Linked DNA regions of Homo sapiens: region 2 is linked to region 1. A link is a contact called in ENCODE Hi-C data. All regions are on one chromosome and are shown on one strand. The core of a region is the stretch at or near the end of the contact, and the rest is flanking DNA. Distances in the headings are between cores, read along the strand shown.

Region 1 (3,095 bases), core at 341-2,840:
GGACTTCGATATTCATACCAGAAGTCTGTGCCAATGGAGGCTGCCATGTAGATGGTGGAAATGAGGCTAAGCACACAAGCAATTACAAATGCTGTAGCAAAACGGTTATCCATTCTGGCATTCAGACTGCTCTGTTTAGAAGTTGAAGAAAGAAGATAAGTTAGAGTTTACGGACAAATAAGAAAGATTATTTTGAATTATTCCAAATGCACCCTTTACCCAATTCCCCATCCCTTCGTACATATAACCATTAAGAATTTTTTTTAGAAAGCAAGCATGTTTTTAATTAAGCTTAAAACAAAACTCATTCTCATAAAAGTACTTATTGAATGCTCACATACCCAGGATGCTACGGAGACAGAGGTCTTGTTCTCTAGTCTATCACCTGCATACTAAAACAGACAACACTGAAATGGACATACACATTACAGATACAAACAATAGACATGCCCATGGTCAGCAGTGTACCGTGCACACATTTTAAATTACAGACTGAATTTTTGCACGAGCTGCAGAGGATTAAGTGTTCTGGGTTTGAGTGTTAAAAAGGCACAGGAAAAAGAAGCAGTGGAAATTGGCTTCTCCCAGTTTCCTCTGAAGAGGGAAGCCTCCTAAAACAAAGGTAAGAGTCAGGAGCCATACAGAAAACAGAGTTGAAGATGTTTGTTAACCCCGAGGGAAAGGTTGTTCTAGGTGTATAAAATAGCAAAGAGAACAATAACATGTAATAATGCTAGATAGCAATCTCTCCCTAATCCATTAAAGCTAAGCCAAGCTTCTTTACGCTGCCAAATGCTTCACTCCTATCTACTCTCCCGATTCCTTATACTTCTGAACCTCCTCAACAGAAATCTTGCTCTCTCCCTAAATCCTCAGTGCAACATACGTCCGCAAAAACTAAATGATCCCTCCTCAGCCAGACAGAAAACTCTCAACATATCAACACTCCCAAGGCGTGGACAGGGCTCAACGGCAGTAGTAAATGGCCGCGGTAAAATGACTCAAGGCAGATCGCGCTGAGTCAAATACTACACGGCAAGTATACACCGTGACCGCACCAAACACCTTACAAAGGTTCATGAAAACAGACTCGCAAACTGGGGTTGCTGAGTTTGGAAAATGGGAAGTGACTCAGGAAAGATAAGAGCAATGACAACGAAAACTCAAAAAGTTGGATTTGTATTTTGATTTTTTAAAAATCCCCCCTTCATCCTGGTGCTCTCAAATGACCTTAAAGGGTCCCAGCACTGGGAACGGCGGTTCGTCCAAGCCGGACGCCTGCAGCAGCCACCTCCTGGGCCTCACGGCGGGGCCGGAGAAGGCCAGGGCTGGGGCGGGGCAGCCGTGCTCGGCCCCGGGCCAGGGTCCCCCGGTACCCGACCAGGCCCCGCCCTAGAGGGCTCGGCCCTGGGACAAATCCGCCGCTCGGAACCCGCCCAGCCCGACCACGCCCGGGAAGGGGGCCCCTCTTCAAACCGCCGGGAACATGGAACCGCGACGCGACCCCTGCCCGGCGACGCAGGTCCCGCTCACTCACCGCCCATCCTCCTGCTCCGCCAGCTTCACCCTCTAGCTCAGACCACAGCACCCTACTCTCCCCGCGCCTCCTCTGACGCACTTCCCTGCAGAGCCCGCCCCCTCCATAACTCCCGCGCCTCCGCCCGCCCCCACTCCGGGCCGGGCCGCGGCCCGGGGCCGAGGGGCCTTGTGGGAGTTGTAGGAGGGACAGACTGAAAGCTGTCTGAGGCGGCGATAGGCATTCCTGGCGCCGCGCGCGGCGCATTGTGGGAGATGTAGTTCAGCTCCTCAGGGCAAGCCGGTACGCAGAAGGGAAGTCTAGGCTGTTGGATTCTTGCATTTTAGGGAGGAAGGGAGAATGGTCCAGAAAGTAAAGCGGGCCTGTTTCCGGTCATCTCGAGTCAATGACCGTGACTTGTATAACTTAGATCTGACTTTTAGGCCTGTGCTTTCCCTATCACACCACCCTGCCTCTAGATCTAAGTATAAATGAACAAAAATGGGATTCTACTTGTGAAACGTTGACCCATTTTATTTCCCTCTCCCAGAATCCCTCCCATTGGAGCAGAGCATCCTTCTGGTTTTATTGCATAAGTTTAGGCTAAGAAGTATGTGACCTGGCAGACAGTATCCATCAAGAATGTAATGATATTATTTGGGTTTCATAAAATGTGTTTGTAGCTGCCTTCTTTTTATGACAAGTGATACTAGTTTTCTATTGCAGCAATGTTGTTCCTTTTAAATTCTTTTCACTTATTTTAAAAACTATTAAGTTAATAATACTGAGGATACCAGATATGTCAAAAAATGAATAAAAAATTGTGGGTATAGTAGGAAAAAGACTGAAATTTGGGGAACATCACTCAAGCAGATAAGGTCATGGACAGCATTGGAGATTGCAGATGATGTGTGGCACAGGGGCAACAATGATTCTGAACCCTCAGGTTTAACACAGAAATTCATGGACAGGAAGCAGGGACATCTTAACAATAACATGAGTGGAACTATTAACGTGGCCTGGGACCAGCAAATGGTGGATTTCTCAACAGTAACCGACAGAGAAAGCTGACTCAAGGACCAGAGGGGCTCTCAAACCCCCACTCTGTCCCCTAATGCCTTGTAATTTAGCATAGGAGAAAGATGGGAGCTGCAAGTTGATATTAAATTTCTACCACTTTGACAGATTAAAGGCATGATATGTTTCTCTATCTGTACTTACATTTCTTTGACCTGAGTGGGTGAAACTGATATTCATATGCAGCACATAATAAGGTAGTAGCCAAATATATTCAAACATGACTCTGGATTTTCATATACAGCATATAATCAAAAAAAAATTTGTCAGAGGCACCAACTAGAGAAAGTGATGGAGAGGCACAGGCAAATTGTCAATGTGTAGTAAGACACATAAATGCCCTTATACTCCAGGAAATGTCTTCATCCATTGGCCTTCATTAGAAATCCCCTATTTTCCGCCGGGCATGGTGGCTCACGCCTGTAATCCCAGCACTTTGGGAGGCCGAGGCGGCAGATCACGAGGTCGGGAGATCGAGACCATCCTGGCTAACACGGTGAAA
Region 2 (3,095 bases), core at 442-2,941, 3.3 Mb after region 1:
AGTGCAGTGGCTGCTCTTATTTGTGGTTATGACTGTAAAATATAGGTAAATATAGGTAAGATCACTCAAATGCCTCAGGGTTATGAGTGCTTGGGGGAGAATGGGGTCAATGAGGTCCAAAACCATGACCTAGAAGTCATCTTGTCCTAAGTATTTTACCACTTGTAAGACAGCCAAGCTGTACATGAGGCGGGGGATCCTACTGGGAGATAAAGCATAATCAGAGCAGAAGTCTAGTATATGAGGCTCTTCTTCGATAGCAGAAGGAAGCTACCCTTTTATGTCCTCAAAAGGTCCCAGAGTGCTGTATTTCCTCGAGGAAGAAGGAGTATCAGATCATTACTACAATGGTTGAACTAGTTTACAGTCCCACCAACAGTGTAAACGTGTTCCTACTTCTCCACATCCTCTCCACCACCTGTTGTTTCCTGACTTTTTAATGATCGCCATTCTAACTGGTGTGAGATGGTATCTCATTGTGGTTTTGATTTGCATTTCTCTGATGGCCAGTGCTGATGAGCATTTTTTCATGTGTTTGTTGGCTGCATAAATGAACACTTGGACACAGGAAGGGGAACATCACACACCTGGGCATGTTGTGGGGTAGGGGGAGGGGGGAGGGATAGCATTAGGAGATATACTTAATGTAAATGACGAGTTAATGGGTGCAGCATACCAACATGGCACATGTATACATATGTAACAAACCTGCACGTTGTGCACATGTACCCTAGAACTTAAAGTATATTAAAAAAAAAAAAAAGAAGATCATTACTACAGAAGAGATCTTCCACCCTGTGGCAGAACTTCCTTTTATCCCATTCACGGATCTGGTTGCCCACGAAGCAGGCCTGCCATGAAAACATCTGAATGAGCATGCAGAGTCCATTATGGTCAAGAAATGGAAAAATACTTAGTTGTCATGTACATTAATTATTTTTCTTAAACCTTGGGGTAATAGTCCGGGGGCAGGCCTGCTTTTGGGGCCTGTGTTAACCCCACTGTGCTCCAAGCACAGAGAAACACGGTGCAGCCCACAATTCCTTCTGGTTTCTTGAACAAGTGTCTTCTCAGGACTCCTCTCAGTTCCTGAATTTCACAAAACTGCTACCGACGTTTTACCAGTTAGAAAAATGTCCAAAATAGGATAACCCAGAATTGGGGATGGTGGAGGGTGAGGAAAGTATGCTTTGCCAAGAGACCGACATCATGTACAGTGAGAGTAAAAGGAACGGGCTGTTTTACTGGCGAGTAGAAGTTGTTGACTAATGTCAAAGCAAGGAAAAGATTCAAGGATCCGCTATATCCGTGCTTATACTTGGCAAATCGCATTTCTCTGGTTCAGGGCACAATAAATTCCATCACTCCACAGGAAAGACTGCCCTACTAGAGTCAACTGCGGTTGTGGGCACTTTCGCTGACAAGCGAAAAGCCTTGAGGTAGGTGGATGCTCCCAGGAAACTCAGACGTCCGAAGTTCACGAGGAGTTGGGTCGTGAGAGGGGCCAGACCTCGATCCGCGGGGCGACAGCTGCAGTGTCGCGTCGCGAGCAGGAGCTTGGCGGCGTAGAGCGCCAGGGTGCCAACTTCGCTTCCAGGCCTGTGGGTTCCGCCCGGCGCGTGCTGCTGTCAGTCAACGCCCTCGGCCCGCCCCCGCCGAAGCTCCACCAATCGTAGCCGGGGGTCGGAGGTGAGGAGACGTCGCCGGGTGAGGAAGCGGGGGGCTAGCGGCCTGGCGCTGCGGCGACCGACCGGGGCGTCAGGATCCCTGGCCCCCGGAGAGCGAAGGGCGGGCGGGTCCCGGAGGTGAGTGCTGGATGTGGTCTGTGTGCGGACGTCGGGAGGGGCCGCTGCGGGCGGAGCGACCCATTGCCCGGCTCTGCCAGCGCGCTCCTAGACTGCGAAGCCCCTCCCTCCGCGCGCATCTGCTCCCGAGTCCCCAGCCCCGTGCTGATAGGTGCAGCCCCTGGAGTCGTGGCTGTGGGCATAGGTGCCAGGGAGGGGAGGCCCGGGTCGAAGGCATAGGCAGAATTGGAGCCCTGGGTTGCCAAAGCGTCGCAGCTAAGAAGCCGGAGCCCAGGCTAGTACCGGCGGGGCGGGGCGGGGCGGGGCCGGGAGCGAGCATCTCCATCCTCAGTTTCCTCCACTTGCGGCAACGCCACAGCTCGGTACAGTTCGGACCTCCACGCCGCAGCGAAAGACTTCTGTCCTCCAGGCACCTTCACTAACCCGGTGCGGAGCACTTGGCGACGCCTCCCTGCCCATCTCATATCTCTCGGCTCATCGCTGCTCTGGGCACCAGCTGCCTCTTGGCTGGCGCTGCTGTCACACGGTGGACTGTTCTGGCCTTACTGAGCTGCCGTTTGGGGACATCAGATTCAGGTCGTATGGGGAGAAACGAGTGTAACTTTACAAGGTGTGATATGGAGACCCTGGCCTGTTGCCCATTTCTGCCTGATCAAAGGCCACTAGGGTGGTAATAAGAGGGGTTCCGAGGCAGGATTTATGCAGCATTTGTGCAAAATTGTAAATTTTCTTTGCTTTTCATTATTTACATTAAAGGGGGATTGTTGCCACATTTCCTAAAGATAAAGAATCACACTGCTTTGGTGGGCCTCCCCGCTCCTCACTGTGGTTAATTATCATTTGGAACATCAGGATATATTTGAAACTGGCAGGACTCCCAGACCCTGATAATTGTTTGGAGGCAGCAGTATACTATTTCTCCGTAGTGTTTGGGTTCTGCTTTTCTTTGAATTTGTTTAGTATTTTTTTTTCCATGTCTGTTATCCTCACAATCTCTTTGGGGCCAATAGAGTGCTGTTATTTGTTACTGAGAAAGGAAACGAAGGGATAAATCACTGAAGTGGGGTTAGCCTTCCCCATTGCCTGGGAATTGGGTTGTCCTGACCTGACAATTTAAGTTACAATTCAAACATCATTTTGGAAAGGCCATCCTTTTACCAACTGAAACGAATAACAGTCCCTGGCCACTCTATACTAGTGGTTCTCCCACTTGGCTGTATGTTGTAATCATCTAGGGACCTTTTTAAAAAAAGCTACTTCTTGGGCCTATTCCTACAGATTCTGATTTAA

What was found. A loop is a pair of places that touch in the nucleus more often than their neighbours do. Pooled maps may share reads with other maps.
Region 2: a pooled map shows a loop between it and region 1 (6-fold over the local background). The contact joins the promoter of NXPE3 here to the promoter of CLDND1 in region 1. A Hi-C loop is called at or near these places in 7 of 50 pooled maps.

Annotation. Positions count from the first base shown.
Region 1 is chr3:98,521,312-98,524,406 of GRCh38, forward strand. It overlaps CLDND1 (claudin domain containing 1), which reads right to left and starts at 1,591. Exons shown (of 5, transcript NM_001040181.2): 1 at 1,538-1,591; 2 at 1-131. The coding sequence starts at 113. CLDND1-AS1 (CLDND1 antisense RNA 1) reads left to right here and starts at 1,259. Exons shown (of 2, transcript NR_198998.1): 1 at 1,259-1,522. RefSeq lists silencers at 1,038-1,147, 1,198-1,837 and an enhancer at 3,040-3,095.
Region 2 is chr3:101,777,520-101,780,614 of GRCh38, forward strand. It overlaps NXPE3 (neurexophilin and PC-esterase domain family member 3), which reads left to right and starts at 1,692. Exons shown (of 8, transcript NM_145037.4): 1 at 1,692-1,805. RefSeq lists enhancers at 1,506-1,800, 2,365-2,414 and a silencer at 1,605-1,954.